Linked DNA regions of Homo sapiens: region 1 is linked to region 2. The links are chromatin loops, found by intact Hi-C in ENCODE. Cell type or tissue: IMR-90. All regions are shown on one strand. Each heading gives the region's core, and the rest is flanking DNA. Links, peaks and the distances in the headings are about the cores only. Region 1 overlaps NAALADL2 (N-acetylated alpha-linked acidic dipeptidase like 2). Region 2 has its middle 180 kb from the start of NAALADL2-AS1.

Region 1 (11,643 bases), core at 2,447-10,446, 520 kb after region 2:
TGCATGTTTATAGCCACACAATTCACAACTGCAAAAATAAGGAACCAGCCCAAATGCCCATCAATCAATGAGGAAATATGGTATGTGTATACCACGGAATACTACTCAACAATGAAAGGAACACAATAATGGCATTTGCAGCAACCGGGATGGAATTGGAGATCATTATTCTAAGTTAAGTGACTTAGGAATGGAAAACCAAACATCATCTGTTCTCACTCATAAGTAGTAGCGAAGCTATGAGGACACAAAGGCATAAGGATCATACAGCGGACTTTGGGGACTTGAGGGAAAGGATGGGAGGGGGTGAGGGATAAAAGACTACACATTGGGTACAATGTACACTGCTTGGGTGATGGGTATACCAAAATCTCAGAAATCACCACTAAAGGACTTATTCATATAACCAAACACCACCCGTTCCCCCAAAACCTATCAAAATAAAAATAAATACATAAATACATAAATAAATGAATAATCAGATGGTCAGAGAGCACTTGGTTTTGTTTTTGTCTTTTACTCAAAAATAAACTTGGTGGTGCAAGGATAAAAATTGCATTTATAACACTTTATTTCAGCCATGATTAAATATTACAATAGCTAAGTGACTTGACTTACATTTTTCATTTCTTGGTTTTTAACTATTATAATTTATTATAATAAAAGACTGACAAACTAAAAGTATTAATACTGTGGACTTACCAGAGAACCAAACAATCAGAGCTGAAAAAAACTGAGATTTTAAAACACATTTTCTGCTGCACTTTTATGAAAATGACCCAAACATCAATTGAACAAACTGATACCAGTGATGTTATCCTGGAATATTTTATTTGACTTTCTCCAGAGGGCTGCCACTTTGACAGAAATCAGACCATTAAATAACTGGCACAAATGTTTTTTCATTTTTATTTTAGCTCACTAAATTTACAATTATTTTTCTGAAATGACCAGTACACTAAATTGGTTAGTCATTTTGTTGTCCTTGTGAATACAGCTGATCCTTTATTATTTCAGTATCTTACAGCCCACTGTTATAAATATTACCATTTTCTATCAAGCCTAGTCAACGTCAGCAAAGTATTGTTTAGATTATTATTTAAAATGGAAACGTACTTTAAAAATGCTTTGTGCTATGCATTATTCTCAGAATAAAAGGAAGGGGATCAGTGACAATTTTCTGATGAATTAATTACTGAAGTTTAAATGAATAGTTTTGTTTTGTCTAATTGTAAGCCTAAAATTCATGATTCACGATATAAAATTTGAAACCACGAAATTGTAAAAATAAAGACATAGATGTTCACATCTTCTCATTTCATTGGTCCACCCCTAAGCAAAAACATCTTGCTATGCTCCCTAGTAAATATCATAATGCTTTAATACTTAACTAATGTGTCATAACAACAGTTATATTTATATTTACATTAAAGGGAGTGGAAAGCAATATTCCCATTTGTAAAGCAAAATATGCATTCTGATACTAAAAGAATATATAGATTATGCAGAGTATAATTTTACTTTTTAAAAAGTACTACACATTGATCTATATCTCTGTTTTGGTACCAGTACCATGCTGTTTTGGTTACTGTAGCCTTGTAGTATAGTTTGAAGTCAGGTAGTGTGATGCCTCCAGCTTTGTTCTTTTGGCTTAGGATTGACTTGGCAATGCGGGCTCCTTTTTGGTTCCATATGAACTTTAAAGTAGTTTTTTCCAATTCTGTGAAGAAAGTCATTGGTAGCTTGATGGGGATGGCATTGAATCTGTAAATTACCTTGGGCAGTATGGCCATTTTCACGATATTGATTCTTCCTACCCATGAGCATGGAATGTTCTTCCATTTGTTTGTATCCTCTTTTATTTCCTTGAGCAGTGGTTTGTAGTTCTCCTTGAAGAGGTCCTTCACATCCCTTGTAAGTTGGATTCCTAGGTATTTTATTCTCTTGGAAGCAATTGTGAATGGGAGTTCACTCATGATTTGGCTCTCTGTTTGTCTGTTGTTGGTGTATAAGAATGCTTGTGATTTTTGTACATTGATTTTGTATCCTGAGACTTTGCTGAAGTTGCTTATCAGCTTAAGGAGATTTTGGGCTGAGACAATGGGGTTTTCTAGATATACACTCAGAAATAACGCCACATACCTACAACTATCTGATCTTTGACAAACCTGAGAAAAACAAGCAATGGGGAAAGGATTCCCTATTTAATAAATGGTGCTGGGAAAACTGGCTAGCCATATGTAGGAAGCTGAAACTGGATCCCTTCCTTACACCTTATACAAAAATCAATTCAAGATGGATTAAAGATTTAAACGTTAGACCTAAAACCATAAAAACCCTAGAAGAAAACCTAGGCATTACCATTCAGGACATAGGCATGGGCAAGGACTTCATGTCCAAAACACCAAAAGCAATGGCAACAAAAGCCAAAATTGACAAATGGGATCTAATTAAACTAAAGAGCTTCTGCACAGCAAAAGAAACTACCATCAGAGTGAACAGGCAACCTACAAAATGGGAGAAAATTTTCGCAACCTACTCATCTGACAAAGGGCTAATATCCAGAATCTACAATGAACTCAAACAAATTTACAAGAAAAAACAAACAACCCCATCAAAAAGTGGGCGAAGGACATGAACAGACACTTCTCAAAAGAAGACATTTATGCAGCCAAAACACACATGAAAAAATGCTCATCATCACTGGCCATCAGAGAAATGCAAATCAAAACCACTATAAGATACCATCTCACACCAGTTAGAATGGCAATCATTAAAAAGTCAGGAAACAACAGGTGCTGGAGAGGATGTGGAGAAATAGGAACACTTTTACACTGTTGATGGGACTGTAAACTAGTTCAACCATTGTGGAAGTCAGTGTGGCGATTCCTCAGGGATCTAGAACTAGAAATACCATTTGACCCAGCCATCCCATTAGTGGGTATATACCCAAAAGACCATAAATCATGCTGCTATAAAGACGCATGCACACGTATGTTTATTGCGGCATTATTCACAATAGCAAAGACTTGGAACCAACCCAAATGTCCAACAATGATAGACTGGATTAAGAAAATGTGGCACATATACACCATGGAATACTATGCAGCCATAAAAAATGATGAGTTCATGTCCTTTGTAGGGACATGGATGAAATTGGAAATCATCATTCTCAGTAAACTATCGCAAGATCAAAAAACCAAACACCGCATATTCTCACTCATAGGTGGGAATTGAACAATGAGATCACATGGACACAGGAAGGGGAATATCACACTCTGGGGACTGTGGTGGGGTGGGGGGAGGGGGGAGGGATAGCATTGGGAGATATACCTAATGCTAGATGACGAGTTAGTGGGTGCAGGGCACCAGCATGGCACATGTATACATATGTAACTAACCTGCACAATGTGCACATGTACCCTAAAACTTAAAGTATAAAAAAAAAAAAAAGTACTACACAGGTAAAGTCTTTGTTAATATTAATTTGGGTCTTCCTTTCCAATTAGCTTATCCATAGGTACGGATCATCAGTAGGAAACAGGCTCAAAAAAGGTTAGAAAACTTTCCCCATGATTAAAAATATTTTTCTTTTATGTTTAGACATATAAACTCAAGATTTATATTGGTTAGGTACAATTATTTGGGGACAAAGGACTATAATATATGAGTTACCATCATTCTCTTCCCTCCAACAAATATGCTTAAATATGTATAAAATTTTGGCTATGCAGTTTTGGAGTTTGTGCTAAACTTGACAGTCAATTAAAGGATAATTTTTATTATTATGTTAAAATGTTTTGATTAATGTGTAGTTAAGCAGGTGTTAAACTAGATTTTGGCCATTATACAAGACATAAGCATGGTACTTAATTATATGTTAGTTGAAATCTAGTCTGTCCTATAATTGAATTGATTATATTTACAGAATTATGAGAATATATTTTCAAACTTACTTTAAATGGTTTCTATTGCTTTAGTACATATTGATATAGTCACATCGAAACAAAGAACAATCCTGTATTTTCAAGTGGATGATGGTCATTAACGTGTTCTTTAAAGACATTTTGTAACCTGAACTTTCTACCCAAGAAACAAGACTTTCTCTGGTAAAGGGTTTTATCTTGCTAAGTTTATATTAATAAATTTGTCATTTTCAGTGAAAATTAAGATTTATAGCAGCAGTGGTAATATTTAGATACTGATAAATATTTTTTAAATCTATTTCAGAGAAAAAATTGTATATATGATAATTAATTCCCTACTCCACATAATTCTAAACATTTCTATTCTTTGGTATTCCTCATTTGTCTACTCCAAGACTATTTTATCCCCTAAAGCATTCTAAAAACATGAACATTTGGAAACAACCATAAACTATATCATAAGAAAAACAAACTAAGAGACAGATAAAATATCTAGTTTGTTCTTTACTTTGAGGAGAGTAGTCTAGATTCATAACTGGAATAATTGGCCATCTGCACATTACATGTAATATAAGCTAAGTAAACTGCTTCAGAGGCATTCCCCTGAGAAGCTTTCCATCTCTTACTTGAAGGGTATAAACATTGGAATGATTTGCAAAATTTCTAGCCTTGAAAAAAGACTAGTTTACATTTTTAACAGATAGCAAATAAACTATGAATGTGTTTTGTTCTTGTTGTTGTTATAAAAGTATGCAACCATTAATTCTTCATACCAGATCATAAGCACACATTATTTTATGAGACTGATTAAATGAACAGACAGAAGCTCAGTACTTTATTTCCAGATCTACTTATTTTTTAGATAATAAAAATGGAAAATAATTAACCCCTGCTTCCCTGATATAGATGTTGCTAGAATAAATGAGCTAGCATATATGAAGTACTTCTCAGATCTTTGCAGTTTCCTGTTTTTGACGTGGAAATATTGACACAAGAAAAGAAGACTGGCCTGGGGTTCGGAGACCAGTATCTGGCCTTTGCTTCACCTCTAATTAGGAAGTGACTCTGGGATAGTTTTCCACATCTTCTGAGTTCTTAAACGCATCATATATACAGCATTTTCTTGACATTAATTTAATAGAAATCTTTCCATTTTCATGTTGAAAGAGGCTCTTTGTAGTTACATGCATACATCTAAATTTGAGGTGAATGTCTTACTATTATTACAGAAATGCCCCTCATGTTTGAAATGGATAGTGTAAAAGATTTCAATATATTCCCTTCCTGGTTTCTTACAATATTATTAAAATTAATTTTTGCTCTTAGTCACATGTAGAACTGTGACCTGATTACCACTCGTTTCTTGCTGTAGTGATGGTATATAGTGAGAGAAGATACACTTGGAAGAAAAAATATTGGTATTCTAAAACACTTGCCATGGGAAAAATTCCCTTGGTTAATGAGACACAGATTCATCATTTCATCATTGAAAAGTGTCTCTACAGAGAACTCCAGTCAGAAATATTCTATTAATTCTTCCTCTGAATTTATATATATGAGAATTTTCTTACATAAAAGTTCTATAATGTGGTGAATGTAATTTGGTAAGTTGTTTTGGATGTACATTTCTTCGAAGTACTTTATGAAATGGAACCCAAATTCACATCCAAAAGAGAAAAAAAAAGGCTAGGGATAAAAGTCTAAGGTAATGCTTTGCCTACTTTCTTATAAGGTAATATTTTTCAGTGTATCAAAAGGTTATTTTACTTAGTAATGAGTTTTCTTTGAAGTCACAGCGAAGGCCATAGTGGCACAGTTAGAGACATGGCTGTGCTTAGTATAGCGCTAATGGTCCTGTTAATAAGCTAGGGTGTTCTTAAGGGATAGGAATGGTATCTTTGTTAGTTCCCGTGTGCAGGACTTCAAATAGCCCTATGCACAGTCATCTTTTAAAAGCATTTCCATGATAATGGAGCTTGAACAAAAGTCTAGATTATTCACATTGCTCAAAATGTTCTTTTTCAGCTCCTTCATTTAATCTTCTTCACAACCCAATGATGTTATATTACGCCAGTGCTACATTTAAAGAATGTTTTGTGTCATTCTTAGTCAACACTGTGAATGTTTCTTAGATGAGGTAGGAAATGAGTGGGATGTTACTGGAAAAGAAAAAGAGTCCAAGAAGTTATTCCAGAGCAAGAACAGGTTCCTGTCTGGCAGCTCTATTTGATTGTATATTTGTGGCTTGGGATGGAAACAGGGAGCAAACCAGAAGAGCTGGGAGACGACTGGAAAATGCAAACATACAGCTTCATGACTGCAACTATTTAATGAATGAAAGAGATAAAGTAGCCGGAAAATCCCAGGTCTTGGACCAGGAAATGTGAAATGAACCAGCAAAGATGCTTCAGCAGGCCTGAAGAGACTGGGAACACCAGATGAAAGAGAACAGGTACCTGTAAAGAGCAGTGATACAGTCAGAGGAAACAATAAAAGTAAGTTGCTGATGAATAGCTATCAGAACACATTCCCATGAATGCTGAGTGGTCAGCATGTCAAAGTCCGGCTCCATTGAGCAAGATTTTTGTCTCTTCATGGGAAAATAAGAAGTGCTTTTAAAGTAGTGGCTAGAGCCCTAAAAAACAATTAATAGAACTCTTCTCATTAGCTACATCTGGCATAGAATGAGCCTGGCTTTGACAGGGTTTTTCCATATATGTTTCGAACTCTACAGAAAATGACTGTAGGGGAGCTGATTCCAGGCAAAAGAATCAACATGATTAAATGAGCTGTGGGAGGAAAATAAGGCTGTGAAAAGGGAATGGCAAGGAGCCAAGGTTAACCGGAGATGACTACATATGGTGTTGATTAAGACTAAAATTATAGAGTCTTTATTATGGTGGGTTTTATATATTAAATTAAGAAAACTGAGTAAGTACTGGGAGATTTTTATGGAGTTTTAAGAAGATAATTAGTACCATCAAAGGGGATTTTAGAAGTTTTGATTTGAGAATGATATGCAGAAGGAAGAGAACTGGAAAAATTCTGTTTCACAATGTATTGTATTCACAAGGAAAACAGTAAAAATAGATCCCATTTGTACCAGGTGCAGAGCTTGATACTTGGCATATATTGTCTCATTCCATTTTTACACTTTATATATGAGGGTCCAACTTTTCAAACTAGTTATTGTTATCTTCTTGTGATAGAAATAACTCTAAAGCTCAGAAATAATGTAATGCTAAGAGTCATATGGCTGGTAAGCTATGCAGGTGAGATCAGAGTCTACTTCTTTTAGCTTTCAAAATTAAAATTCTGATGTCATTACTGTTAAAAGCTATTTTTTTTTCTCAACAAGAAGTAATAGCTGCATGAATTAGGATGTCTCGACACAGAAAGGTAAAGATCCATGTGAAAAGTCTGGGAAAGGAGAATGGTCACAACTTGGCAACCCACTGAACAGAGTAGTGGCAATGAGGTAATTAAGAGAGAAGGCAATTAAGGTTTCAGTCCTGGATGAGTATAAGAATAAAAGTCCTATTAATCACACGGATTCAGTAGGAAGACTTGCCTGAAGGGAAAGAAGAGTCAGAATATTTTAAATAATTATATTTAGTATTTGGCTTCATCAGACAAGTATTACTATAAAGCCTATAAATAAAGTAAAATATCCTGACCTGTTCACACAGAACACTTCTGCATACAAAGAACTTTTGACTTTCACTGCTTGGTCATAGTCCACACGTTACTGTGAATCCCATTGGCTGTTTTTGGAACGCTTTGCAAATGCCTGCACGCCGACATTCCTTAAACTGGAGTTTCCCAGGCCATAAAGTGAGAATAAAAGCTGCCTAATACTTAGCTCATAGCAAAGCTTGAGGATGAATGAGAATGCTTATAAAGTGCCTTTAGCTCCACAGAAGAATAGGTACAATATAAATGAGTCACATTACGCCAGTGACAAATACTATCCATAAACTGTCCAATAGAACTAAACAAACAAACAAACAAACAAACAAAAAATCTCTATTGCTCCTTCTGATACTGCATATTGTCCTGCTACTGCTTTTTTAATTCTTTTGAGGTTCCCATGAGGAAAGAAAATTGACATTTCTGCAGTATGCCCAACTCGTGAAGTGTACAGAGATACACAAATCAAACAGATCATAGGACAGGCTTTGCTCACTTTCTCACAGTATGTTTGCCGTGAAATGAAACAAAAGAAGTGACACATTTGCAAGGTTGCTTCGAAGAAAATATTAATCATATGAAAGCAAGATGGCTATTTTTAGAAAGTGTGCTGTTAAAGTTGAATCCATTTTTCAGTACAAAAGACATCAACTATTTTCTGAAGGCATTCAGGACTTATTTGAACTTTTCAAAGATTTCAAAATTATCTCAAGTTTCAATAAAAATATCAATGAGATGCTAGATTTAAAAGATTCAGCATTATACCTATATCACCTATATACTGATCTAAGGCTGATATTAAAATTAAGTGGTTATCCATAAGCAACAGGAAATTATAAAACATTAACTAATGTCAAACTAATGACATAGCATTATATAAAGACTCAATAGTCTAAATCTGCATTATAGTTATCAATAAACAATGTCCAGACTTTTTAGATATAGTGTGAGAATAAACATTTATAGATAGACTTCTGTGCTACTCTCAGATATTTAGCAATTTATTGAGGCAGGAAAAACTGAGAGAAGAAATAATAACGTGTAGAGACACAAAGTTAGACTTATTCAGTGAATCTGCCTCTGGATAACAGAGATGTAAGTAAGATGTAAATATGAAGATAACATCAGCCCATCCTACTGATTTTAGCTGGAAGACAAACTAGAGTTATATAATTTAGTTAATAATATGAAAGAAAATGCCAACAAAAAGATGAAATATTCCCTTTAATAATAAGATTGGAATCCCAAAGTTGTGTACTGAATACTTACAATTAGGGTATATTTCAAAATAATGCCATAGAGAATCTTTAAATCTTCATTGCTTTCAAGTTTCCAAATTAACACACATATATAGGTTAACAATCATGTATATATGTATATGTATGTATACACATATGCGTATATAACTTAAAGAAGAACTTTATAATTTTTATAAAATATGCAGGTTAATTACTATAAAATGGTAGAATTTAGAATGGTAGTTCTCAATGCATAATTTAACGGCCAAAGAATATAAAATCAGAATATTAAAGATGAAAGGATCCACAGAATAATAATCACTGTTTCTCTTTGGAGGATGGCAGGGAATTTTATTAATTTTTAATTATCTAAGTAAAATACATAAAGCTGTTCTTATTATAAAAACAAGAACATTGAAGTTAAGCTAAAGACCATTTTGGCCATGCCCCACATTTTGTTTCCCTGTACTACCAAGAGGCACTCTCACCAATATAGTGTCTCCTAAATTTCATATTATTTTAATGCATAGAAAAATTTAAAATAATTGTATAATGTTATTATTATACTTTCTTTTACTTAAATATTTTCATACATATTACCCTGTGACATTTCTTTTTCACTCTGTAAGGAAGGCTTAAAGACCTCTTTATTTAAGTTTGCAGATGTTATTCTTTTATTATTCTTTGTGGATGTTGCATAGTATTCCATAATTCTAATAGTATTCTAATATACTTAGACGAATCTAAATTTTGCTATTGTAATAAAAACCTCCATGAATTTTGTTGCATGTACATCAACTTGCATATGTGCGAAGGTTTCCATAAGGCTGCTATGGAAAAATGGATTTGGGGTCAGAAAATATGCAAATTTTAAATTTTTATATATGCCAATGAATTGTACTCAAAAGTGGCTGCACCTGATTTTTCCTCTCGTTAGCACTATAGGATAGGACACATATTCCTATCCTCCAGAAACCTTCTAAGCAAAGGAAACTACATATGTAAAGGCCTTGAATTAAGAAACAGTATAGTGTACCAGAGGAAACAAAAGAGGTCATATGACTGGAGTGGTGCAAAAGAAAGTCAAAGAATTCATATACAGCATTTATAGCATGAAACATATCTTGTCTTTAAGAGCAAGGTAATCAGTTAGGTTTTCCTGCTCTCCCCAGGGCGTATCTGAAAAATTGAGAAATTAAAAAAATACAGAAATGCATAAAGAAGGAATATGTATATATATGTGTGTGTGTGTGTGTGTGTGTGTGTGTGTGTGTACATATATATATTACTATAGTCCAGAATTAACAGAATTTATGTTAACATTTTAATATATACTTTTATTCTAAAACAACACAATACAGATAAAGTTAGAGTCTTGTTTACTCCCTGCAGAACTACTGCCCTCCCTCCATCCCTCTCCAGAAAAAACCAATATCATTCATTTGGTTTCTTAAGCCCTTTTACTTCATACTCTGTATTTTAATATGTAACCACAAGCAATCAAAACTGTTAGGTTCTAAAACATGCTGAGTAAGGAACAAGCCAGATAAAAATAGATATACATAGTGTGCTATCATTTATATAATCTTAAAAATCAACAAGAGCAAACACTACAAGTTTTACACAGATGGCATGATCAGATTTAGGGTTTTGAAAGCTTGTTTATGATATATCAGAGAATGGATTGGAAGCTTTAAAAGAGGATGCAATGAGATGAGTTAGGAGGCAGCTATAGTTGTCCCAGTGAGAATTAAAGTTGGCTTTGCTCATGGTGGAGACAAGTGAGATAGAAAAAAATGGAAAGAATTGAGACTTAGGAGCCAGAATGAAGAAGACAGATTGAAAAGATGCAGGAATTGAGACAGAAGCAGGAGTCTAGTAAACTTCTAGATTGAGAGTGCCAGGAAAATTCTCCACACACTCCACATGCTTAGGTCACCCTGGGCTGAACTTCTCAACCTCATCCTCCAACTAGCCACTCAGATTTCTCACCTAAGCTGAAAAAATGTCCTGTCTGCTGGACAACAAACAGGAGTAGGTGATTCGGTGACTATTTTGTTATAAAGTGGAATGAAGTCTGAAATCTTTGAGAAATATATTACAGTCAGTAAACAATTCCTTCATTTCAGCATTATGTACCAAAGGAGTTTCGTTTTCTTCAAAAAAACTTATTGAGTACTTCCCATTTTCTAGCTATCTGTTAAAGGTACAGTAGTGAACACTACTGTACAGAAGTCAAGGTACAGAAGTCAAGCTGTATGCCATCAAGTACTCAGGTAGTTTTTTTATAAATATAAGATACAAAAACAAGTTTGAACATTTGGGGGTTGCTAGAAATGATCAATATCTAAATCTGGGGAATGATGACACAGCTGTAAAGATGAAACAGTGATCTTTATGATTTAGATTAGTGCCATTTATGTTCTTAATTGAGTACATGGTTTCAAAAAAAGGTGAAGATTACATTAAAAAAGAAATGTTCTGTATTAACACAGATGAACAGTTAATATGCAAAAGAAACAGGCATTATATGTCAACGTTTCTACAACTTCCAATCCACAAGAATTTAAATAATATGTTACAAGGGTATGATTCCAGCAGCATGAAGAACCTTAAGCAACATTTGGGTATGGATGAAAGTAAATTGAATTACTTTATTGTATTCCTACCTTAGAGGAGAAGTATAAAAATATGCAAATTTTAAAAATATGCCTATTGGAAAAGGCCAATGAAGTGTCAGTCATCTAGTCTAGAAAACAAGAAATGTAATATTTTTAAGAGAATGAAAT
Region 2 (11,643 bases), core at 1,526-9,525:
GAAGTCATATTTTTCCCTGAAATAGAGAATATTATAGATTAAGCATCATAAAACCTAAGAAGTCTTATGATTTTTTTATACCCAAAGAAAAATTGTTATTCCTATTAGCTACCATGTGCCTTTAAATTAATTTGTATGATTAAATTAAATGATGGGTTTTATGGTTATATAATCAAGGTAACTTTTATTTTTATCCTGTAGATCACTTTATAAAGCACTCACATAGGGCTACAGACTTTCGGTGTGTAATCAGCTCACTGAATCCTGAGAACAGGCTTGTGAGGTACATAGTACTATTGCCATTTTACAGCTAATGATACTGATCAAGATTATATAGCTAAATAGCTGCATGAATTGCTATATTATTCCATATTTTCTTTCAAAAAATGTAAACACAAGGCCAACTCTTACATCTTAAGAATAGACAAAATTTATAAGTATAATAAAATTATATATAAGCAGTCATCAATTGCCACCTTAAGAATGTACATTTCTGAATTACCAAAACATATGCACCTAGGGCAATTTTTTAACATAAAGAATATAAACCAAGGAAAATTTTCTGAGAAACGTTAATGTATAATATCAATAATGTAATTTCTAACCAATTGGATAAAATTTTAACATAATGTTATATATTAGATGATATAAATAACTTCATATTTCAGATTCAATAATAATTATGCTTAGGGTACTTTAAAGGTACATTTTCAAAATTCCCCAACAACTTAATTCTGAGTAGGAACATGTTATAGACCAAATTATGCAATCCAAAATTTACATGTTAAAACCTGAGCCCCCAGTGTGAGTGTATTTGGAGATAGAACCTTTAAGGAAATAATTAAGTTAAGTAAGGTCATAAAGATAGGGGCCCTAATGTGATAGTACTAACATCCTCATAAGAAGAAAAAGAAACATCAGAGATCCCTTCTGCTCACTGAACATGTACAGAGTAAAGGCCATATGGGGACAAAATGAGAAATCAGACATCTACAAGCTGCAAAGAGAGATCTTAAAGAAACCAACACTGCCAGCACTTTGATCTTGGACTACTAGCCTCTAGAACTGTGAGAGGTAAATGTTAGTTATTTAAGAACCCTACTCTGTGGTGTCTTGTTATAACAGCCAAGGAAACTGATACAGAAGATATGAATTATATTTATTACTTTAACTCGTATGTGATATGCCACTTAGTAATTTCAAGAAGGTTAGTCTAAATTATATTGCATTAACATAAAATCCCAAGGCTTAGTGGCCTGTAACCATGATGGTTTATTTCTTGATCACATTTCACAACCACCATGCCGTGGCTGCAAATCTGCTCTACACTATCTTCATTCCAGAATCCAGACTGCCAGAGCAAACCTTAACAAAGGCATTGCCCATCTTGTGGCAGAAGGACAAAAAGCCCTGGGGAACAATGAGCTAGTTCTTAAAACTTATAATTAAAAAGTACACATTTTATTTCTGTATGCATATTATTGGCCAAAGCAAACTACAAAACCACTCTTTACATTAAAGGGACAGCAAAGTATAATCCTTCTACTGGAAAAAGGAGCAAATATATAACCTGCCAGAGTAATATATAACCTGCCAGAGTAGAGTAAGTCATACAGACTTTCTTGCCTAGGAAATTGATAATGCTAGTTTAAATCAAATAAACTCTTTGATGCTCATACAGAAAAGGCCTCATGGGGACCCGTTTGAATAAGATGTTTGAATAAGCTACGATAACTCCACAAGATTATGAATCTATAAAAAGAATAAGGAGTATGTCTCCGAACTGATAGGATGTCATTTCAGATATACGTTAAAAAACCAAGAAAGCAAAGTACAACAGTGTATCTATAGTATGAGATCCTTAATGTATGAAAAAAAAATGTAAAAAAAAATGTTAATGCATCTACTTATTTCTGAAAAATAAATACAGGAAATTTAAACCAGATACTAATGGAATTTATTATCTAAATATTTAAGGGGGGATAGGTTGGAAAGAACTGAGAAAATAGGAATGGGATGGTAGGGACAGGGAGAAGGTGAAGCTTCTGTGAGTATATCTTTTTGTATCACTCTGACTTTTAGAACCGTGGAAATGTTTCACATACTCCAAACATAAATAAATAATTTAAATCAAATAGGATGTGAGGGGAACTTAAAATGGAATACAAACACCAATATACACATTTAACTGTATTATAAATAAATAACAAGAAAAATTAAGTAACTGGGAATAAATACTAACCTAACAACATTGGAACACAACATTTCAACTTTATACTGTAAGATTACATGCAAAAAGAAGTGCACACAAATGCTGTTCTAGTAAGTAGTTTTCCCCCATAGGGATATGGATTAACAATTCGGAAACCATGTGTGTAATAGAATCAAACAAATAAATACATTTTGGGTAACAAGAGGTAAATTTCTCACAGTGGGAGAAAGGAGTTACAAATATTCAAAGGGAAAAGGCTAGAATAAACCCCGTAGCATTAAATCAGAATCCAATATATCAGCAAGAACTAATGCATATATATATATATGTATATATATAAATATTGATTATATATAAATCAATATATAATATATAAATATATATAAATCATATATAAATATATAAATATATATAATATAATATATAAATATATATAAAAATATATATAAATAAATATAATATATAAATATATATAATATATATATCTATATATATCATATATAGATATATAGATCTATATATATCATATATATTGATATATATATAAATCAATATATAAATGTTGATTCTTCCTATTCATGAGCATGAAATGTTTTTCCATTTGTTTGTATCCTCTCTTATTTCCTTGAGTGTGTGTGTATATATATATATATATATATACACATAGAGAGAGAGAGAGACAGAGAGAAAAATAGACACATGTAAAAGTGTGCGTATGCATAAATATATTCCTTAGTTCTGTCCACTGAGAGGACCTACAAGCAATAAGCACACCCAGCATGAAGATTTTTGAATTCCAAATTTCATTTACCAATGAAAGAAACTAGAGATTCCTGAAGAAATGGCTGATTCTAGGGTTGGAGTGGAGAAAATACAAGATGAGCCTATAATAATATCTTGCGGTTCCAGAAAGCAAGGAAGTGCACAGAAAAGATAGAGGCATGTTGGAATGACACAGGGGACATGCAACAGGAGCTCACAATGGTCAGAGATGGAACAATTTGAGCAAGAGTATAAATAATTATGATATTTTATTGTATTCTCTAGAATAATATAAAGGAGTTCATTCTGATAGAAATAATTAACTAATTAAATAAATAAATGTGGGAAAAGGGGCAGCACTTCCTGAGAGTAGGATTCCAATTAGTAAACACAGAAGGAATGATGGAAATAGCAAATCTTCATTGTGCCAATAACACAGTAATAATTATTACACACGAGTCATTAAATGGTGCTAAATTAGTGAGAAAAATTGTAATGAAAACTGGGGTCTTGGTATGGTTTTCCCATACATGGTATTTACTAGTTACAAGATGGAAATTACAACCTTATAGTGGAGAAACCTGGCAGAGACCACATGAAAACAAGAGATCAAAGTCAATATCGCCAGTAATAAGCCCTGTCCATATCATGTACTCCTGATATGAATAACCTAAAAGAGCAAAACATTTTTTTCTGTGGTATTCTTGGCAAAGTTACACAACCTTAATCTAACATGGAGCAAGCATTTCTTCACTCACTTACTCTGTCACAGTCCTTGATGAATATTACACCATATTCTCTTTTTAATCTGCTAATATCCCCTACCCCACTTTTTCTCAGTTGATGATCTTTTTTTCTAATTCACTAGGAAAATAAAAGCAATCTGAAGGAAACTCTCTCAACATTACATCTTGGTACCCTCTAGTATCTAGACCCATAGTCTCCTCTCTTCTGTTAGTAGAGTTGAAGTCATTATGGTCCTACTTAACAGCAAATGTTTGACTTACACTCTAAAGTTTACTCCTCCTCCACCTACTCTAGAATATCATTAGAACTTCCTCATTTTATTCTTGTATTATCAAGCTTTTTCTCTTTATTGGATTGTTCCTGCTAGTTTACCTGTTTTAAAGTCATTCTGACACAACTCCTCTTCATTTGACATAATCATGGTCTCATTTCTCTGCTCTTTATAGTTAAATCCCTTGAAAGAGTTGTCAATATTTTTTCTCTCCATTTCCTCTCTTCTTATTGTCTTTTAAATCCACTGTAATCTTGATTTTGCCCCTACCACTCCACCAAACTTCTTCTTCTCAAGTTAGCAATGACTTCCACATTGCCAAATCCAATAGTCAACTAATAGCTATCATAATAGTGACTTGCCAGCTGTCACGTTGATCTCACTTCCTCCTTAAGAACCTTTTTTGGTGTTGCTTTTTTCTAATGGCTTCTGGAACCACAGAAGTTTTGTTTCTTCCTCTTATGTCACTGAGGACAAACTTTGAAGTGCCCCAGGAATCAGTCCTTGGACCTCTTATTTTTTCTATTTATGTCACTTCATTGGTGATCTTATTCAGTTGCATGCTTTTAGATATCTTCTATATCCAAATGATTTCCAAATAAACATCGCTATCCTGGACCTCCTCCTTGAATTTCAGTTGAGTATATCTCTCACTACCAACTCAACATTTTGTAGATTAAATAAATATCTGAAAGCTATCATATCCATGATCTCACCTCTTCAAATATAATCTATCTGTTGTCTTCTCGCTCCCAGTTAATGATGGCTTCATCTTTCCAGTAAAACAGGTTAAACATCTTGGAATAAGCTTTGGTTCCTCTTTTTCTCCCATTCTGTGTAGCAAACAGGAGAGTATGGCCCTCTTGTGGGCGTTTAAGGATTATTCCAACATGGCCACAGGCATTGCACTCAGCAAGGCATATAAAAGTAAAGAATTTATTATATGCACAGGTCCTAAAGACAGGAGGCATGGCAAGCCATGCAATGGGGTCATATGGGAGGAGTTCCTAGGGAGTAGGTTCAACCAAGCAGATGGGGAGCGGAGAGAGAGTGATGATCCATGGGCAAGTGCTTTTACTGAAGGGTCAGAGTGAAGTACACCAGCAAAAGGCATGAGAAAATTTTACTGGTACATTGAAATGTCACTTGATTATAGTCAGGGAAAGGCAAGAAGGGGAACTTGTGGCAGGAACCTGCCTTATCACACTGGTGCATCAGGTCACCTGGGTGGGGTGCTCACAGCTTGTTTGTGGAGATTGATATGGTGTGGCTCTGTGTCCCCACCCAAATCTCACCTTGAATTGTAATAACCCCCATGTGTCAAGGGTGGGACCAGGTGGAGATAATGGAATCATGGGGATGGTTTTCCCCCTACACTGTTCTCGTGATAGTGAGTGAGTTCTCACGAGATCTAATGGTTTTATAAGTGTCTGACATTTCCCCTGCTGGCTCTCATTGTCTTGCTTGCCACCATGTAAGAAGTGATTTTGCTCCTCACTCACCTTCCACCATGATTGTGAGGCCTCCCCAGCCATGTGGAACTGTGAGTCAATTAAACTTCTTGCCTTTATAAATTACCCAGTCTCAGGCATGTCTTTATTAGCAGTGTCAGAGCAGACTAAAACAGGGATGTTGAGGCACCTGTAATATACGAAGTTTAAAAGTGTATAATATACACACTAAATCCAATCTGGTAGTAAGCCATATTTAATTTTATATTTCTCTCTATCTACATTGTTTCATCTTAATACAAACAGTCTGGTCGCAGTTGTTTGGACCAGGCTTCCAACAGTCTCCTGATTTTCTTCATTCTCCCTTTTCACACCTATCATCTATACACAGCAGAGAGAATATGCCTTTTAAATCACAAATTAGACCTTATCCCCTTTATTTGAACTTTCTAATATTTTGCATTTCATTCCGAAAACAAGTCAAAATCCTCAAGTAGCACAAAACATGTTTGAAATTTAAATTTAAATAAAATTATTATCTCTTTGACTTCATTTACTACTAGCCTCCTGTGTGCTTTCTCTGTTCTATTTACAGTTCCTTGAGTGACAGGGCACAGATATTCACACTGACTATGCATTATGTTTGGAAAGCATTTCCCCATGTGTCCTCACAACTCACTTCCTCACCTTCCTGAAGAATTTCTCAGAGATATGACTGTCTTATTTAACTTTGCAACCCTTCTAACACAGCTCTCTTTGCTCCTTAGCCTGCTTTAATAATATATACTTTATTATTTGTTATCTTTTTTTAAAATCTCTCCTCTAACTCTAATATAATGTAAGATTCAGAAGAAAGGATGTTTGTTTCGGTATTTCCTGTTGAATCTGTACCAAACAATGGTACTTAGGTGTTCAATAAATGTTTATTTAATCAATGAATGAATGAAAAAGTCTCAAATTTATCATCAGTAAAATAGATGATTTCTGCCTTAGCCTTCTTTCCAGATAAAACAAATATTCTTTTGTAGATACGAAGCATTGTACGATTGGAGTGATAGTAGCATATTCCTAAATAACTATTAATATAATCCTCTGAAGTAATTTATTGTTTCTTCATTAAACCAAAAATAGATCATGGATGAGGATGATAATGTGCAGATTAAAATGAATAACATTTTTCAAAGATTTTCCAAATACTGTTTCCTTTCAAATACTGAAAACAATATTTTCAATATGCTTACATAGGATAAAAATGTCAAGAGAGAAATATGGCCAATAGGAATGCCTTGAATAGTTCCTGTTTAACCAATGTATCAGTTTCTTGCAGCTGCCATAACAAATAATCATAAACTTAGTGGTTTAAAACAACAGAAAGATTTTTTTTTTTCAAAGTTCTGGAGGTCAGAAATTTAAAATCAAGGTGTCAGCAAAGTTGTGATTCCTCTGAAGGCTCTAGGGGAGACCCCACTTTTTCCATCTCCTTGTGGCTATAGACATTCCTTGGCCTCCTCAGCTCTATCACTGTAATCTCTGCCTTTTTAACACACTTTTTTCTTCTCTATGTCTGTGTGTTCTCTTTTGTATTAAAAGGATACTTGTCATTGGATTTAGGGCACACCAGGCTAATCCAAAACAATCTCATCTCAAGATTCTTAATTATGTCTGCAAAGACCCTTTTGTCTAATAAGGTAATATTTTCAAGTTCTAGTGGTCAGGATATGGACATAACATTTTGAGGGCCATGATTAAACTCACAGTAAAACCAGTCATAATAAAATTATGAATTATTTTTTCAAAATTATTTTATTATTTTGCCCTTTCTCCTTCTCCTTGCACCTGCTTTTACGCATACATCAAGACCAAACAGCTGGTCTCACTATATTCTTACCTTCAAAATTACTCTAGGATAGATGAATATCCTAAGCCATGTAGTTTTCGTGTTAGGAAGAAAAGCAAAGGCTTTTAAGCCTTGAAATAAAGATCTACATTCTCCCACCTTGTTGAAATGCACTTTAGCATTGCTTGTAATAGCTTCAATTATTGTCTTCAAGTCTTTAAAGATGTCTCAAAGTATAGCCAATGCACTTAGACTAAAAACTTGTCTAAATGTATAAAAAAGCTAGTTGCAGACTGCAGGCAAACCTCAATTTAGTATGTGAAGATGAGCATTTGGCCAAAAGGTTGCAGCAATGGCTGTACTGAAGAAGATAGAAGAGTAGCCACTGAGCAGTACGGTTTTAATGAACTGACCGGAGTATAGAAAGATAATTAGAGTCATAATTAGAGAACAGTAATTCGTACCTGAAATTATATGTGAATACCCTACAGTAAAATCCTAGAGTTATTGGCTGGATCAATGTAATACTTTAAATGTAACCTAATGTTCACTGTTTCTGTAAGACAAGGAACAAAAACACCTTATCTTCCCTTAAAGGCAGAACTGACTATAAGAAATGCCCTGTGCTAAAGCACATCTTTTAAAACAAAGAATTTTAGCTCCTAGATATCAGCAATGGAGCTAACTGTGGAAATTGACCTGTTCCCTTCACTGTGCAAAATATATTATTTCCTTCTGAAAGTATCTCAAGTGCTCAAGTGCTTTAAGCTTTAAAGTTAGCCAGTTTTAAAATATCCATTTCCATAGAGTGAACTCATTTATCAAGTATTATAAATGGTATCATGAATTAGAGAAATCCTGGTTGTTCACAATGAAACCCCTTAAGCCTGACATAAAGTATACCCTGACAACAAAACATTTCTAGGAATTGAGAGAAGGATCCAAAAGAAGGTATTGATAGTGTCGGACAGCAATATTGACTACTAACAATTAATGAATAGAGACAATTACATTTGTCTCTTGATAAAAATACTCAAATAGATTTTGGGTTTAACTTGTTCTTTATATCTGGGTGATTTGGGGTTTCTTCTTGTATTAATCAGCTTGGACTGCTATAAGAAAATAGCATAGACTGAGTGACTTCAACATCAGGCATTTATTTTTCACATTTCTGGAGTGTGGGAAGTCCAAGTCCAAGGTGCCAGCATATTCAGGGCTGATAAGAGGCCCTCTTGCTGCCTTGCAGACAGCCTTCTCACTGCATCGGCACATGGCGAAGGGAAAGAAAGCTCGGTTTCCTCTTCCTCTTCTTACAAGGATGCTAATTCCATCATGGTATCTCTACCTTCACGATCTCATCGAAGCCTAATTACCTACCAAAAGCCCCATCTCCAAACACCATCATATTAGGATAGGGCTTCAACATATGAATTTTGGGGGACACAAATATTCAGTTCATATCACTTCTCTTTTATTTTCTAATCCATTTCTCTAATCCATTCTGCCAAATACATGAATCATTCATTAAGCCAACATTTACTAAATGTCTACTGTGTGCCTACCACATGCCAGGCACAAAGATAAGTAAGATATAACTCATCTTCTCTCACAAGGCTTCTTCATTAAATCCATATAGCTACTACTAATTTAACACTTCACTCTGAGTTAATTATTTTATGATGATTAACTCATTTAATGTTCACAACAACCTATGGGTATAGATATTATCCCAATTTTCTCAAAGAGAAAATTCAGGTTTATGGAAGTGGAATAACACATCCAAGATCACAAAGTTAGAGAGTTTAAAACTGGCTTTGAGCCCATGCTACCTGACTTCAAATCCATGCCTCTCATTGACTATGCTGTAACACTCTTTTAACCCTCATTGGCTCTTCTCTACACTCCCTATCTTCATCTCTACTTCTTGATGTGTAGCTTCTCCACAAAATTTCACGTTTTTAAAAAATTCTTGAGCAGATAGTGAACATTCAATAATGAGCTTGCCTCCTCTCTGCAATCAACAATGATCTTGCCTCCTCTCTAAAATTTTCTATTTGCTTTAACTATCCAATTCTCCTTCCATGGCTCAAGAGAATCTTCAGTTTCTGTTAGTGAAAAAAGTAATTGCTAAGAAGGAAGCTGGTTAGGATTTTTTTCAGAGAGGCAGGAAGAGTAAAGGAGGGAATAATAGTATTTCAGTCAAAAGGGAGCTGAATTGGTAAAGGTAGGGATGAGAAACATGATTCAAAGATTGAGGCAGGATCTAATAAAGATGTGTGGTTTGGACTTTTAAGGGACAATTTTGAGGATATTCCACTGGGTATTAAGCCGATCTGGCTTATAAAGCTCAAGCCAGATTTGGTTTTGTTAAAATAACTATGACATTCTGTTTGTACTAGTCTTCGGAGTTTACCTCACAGCAGACACAAAATGTTACCAGAGCCAAGGAAAAAGCCAAAGATGAAATTATACATCTCAGGTATTGCTCATGGAGAGCCAGAGTCGGCAGAGTAGCTTATTTGATAGGGCACTGATACAATTTCTGAAGCATCAACATGATACATGTGCCTGATGTTATATTTCTCTGAACAACTCTTTGTAAGGTAATAAACATATTGATGGCTTAGCTTGTGCAAATGTTTTCTCCAGGCAAAAAGAATCAGGGAGGCGAACAATTCTCTCCTTTATGTCATATTAGCACATATTTTGGCATGAAAAGAGAGTGGCAAAGAGCGTGTTAATAAAGTGAAAAGTTGGTTAAAGATACAAACTTTAGAGTCAGAAATCTGGGTTCGAATTCAGCCTCCCCTGTTTCTAGCTGAGTGATTTCAAGCACATTGCTTGACTTCAGAAAGGCTTGCTTTACACCAATCCTAAAATGAGCATAACAATATCTCCTGTTGGAATAAATGAAATAATTTATGTAAAGCATCAAAAAAAGTCCTTAACTCACAGAAGGCACTCAATCAATAGTTGCTTTTTTTTTGTTTATGTAATGCCATAATGGTTTATGCTAATCCTTTCTTTAAAGTTATAAATAAAAGGAAGAGAACAGAAGAAAAGACCTCACTTTAGAATCCCAAACCTTTACTCAGAGTTTTCCACTGAAGACTAGGTGTATTTCCCTGAGAATCTGAGTAGCCAGATGAGACCAGGGAATGGACTGACCTCAAAAACACCATGTCAGGGCAGGTTCAACTCCGAGATGCATCAGGCCAGTGCAGGCCCCCTCAAGGCAGGCACTTGCCTCAGGGACATTCATGAGGCCTCTGGTATTTTTAATGTCACCACACTGAGCTAGACACACACACACACGACACTCCATGGGGAAAAAGTAAAACTTTACTTTTTGACAAGAGAAGAACGATGTTAAATCTTTTCTATTTCCCCATAAATTAAGACACAGTCCTTTGGCCCTCAGTTCACTAAGTTATAAAACCTTCAACCCTCTGCCAGAAATGCTTATAAATTGTGAGTCATCTTGCAGAGCCCATTAGCAATCTTCAGTGCTAAACTGGTCCTTTCAACATGATAAGTGCCTTTCCAGCCTGTGAAAGAGCATCTACTCTCTCTTCCACTTAGAAGTAAAGTAGAGGAATTTTTTGTTGCGTTTTGCAGTTTTACCTGAGCTGCTGGAGAATCCCCAGCAAAGACTCTGCCAAAAACTGCTGCTTATTGGTGTGTGGTGAAACAAAGTTAACACTGAAATCATCATCCCCTGCATCTGTGCAAACAAGATTTCAACTCTTATTTCAACTTCATCCAAGGAACCTAAAGACTTGGTAAACTTCAATTCATTATACAAGTTTCATCTCATAGACAATCATCTTCAGATTGAGGAACAAGGCTACTGGGAGGTTTCTTGACACTGATTCAGGCAATAAAACAGAGCTGCTTCTTTGAGAAGCATAGAAACTAAGATTTTAAGAGTCACTTTATAAAAATCCATGATTAGAATAAGAGAGAAACAAAATGATGAGCAAGTGATTCAGTAAAAATAGATTCATCTGAAAGTCACATGCTGTCAAGAATGAGGACAGCAGAGACAGGAAATCATTTGTGTGCCTAAGAATGTCATTAAACCTGTGAATATATGGTTTATGAAAACAAAAATAAAACAGAAGTAATTTGAGGGGGAAAACCTGAATAGATGGAAAATATACTTCATAACCAAAATTGGCAATAAAATATGACAGTCTTAACGTATACACAGTCATAGACAGATAAAAGAGAAATAAGAGTGACAAGAAAAATGGGACACCAAAGATGGGATGAGGAAAATTAATGACAGAGGAATAATGCATCAATGAGACATGAAATGATTTTGAAGGTGAAAAACGATCTATAATAAATGTGCTAGTAT

Evidence for each region. A loop is a pair of places that touch in the nucleus more often than their neighbours do. Peaks named below come from ENCODE experiments on the same cell type or tissue, not always from the same donor. Only the 100,000 strongest peaks of a DNase experiment are listed, where the experiment ranks them.
Region 1: it touches region 2 in a loop (2.3-fold over the local background); 3 of 110 quality-filtered maps call a loop at or near these places.

Annotation. Positions count from the first base shown.
Region 1 is chr3:175,427,662-175,439,304 of GRCh38, reverse strand. The region is part of intron 5 of NAALADL2 (N-acetylated alpha-linked acidic dipeptidase like 2); the gene reads right to left. Among named protein-coding and RNA genes, the nearest start is that of MIR4789, 64 kb to the right of the region's middle. In IMR-90, for the core only: no CTCF peak of the experiment used is centred there; a DNase peak (open chromatin) is centred at 6,124; H3K4me3 peaks cover 1,071 bases; H3K27ac peaks cover 3,875 bases.
Region 2 is chr3:175,950,366-175,962,008 of GRCh38, reverse strand. No RefSeq gene overlaps it. Among named protein-coding and RNA genes, the nearest start is that of NAALADL2-AS1, 180 kb to the right of the region's middle. In IMR-90, for the core only: a CTCF peak has its summit at 4,853 (motif pointing left); no DNase peak of the experiment used is centred there.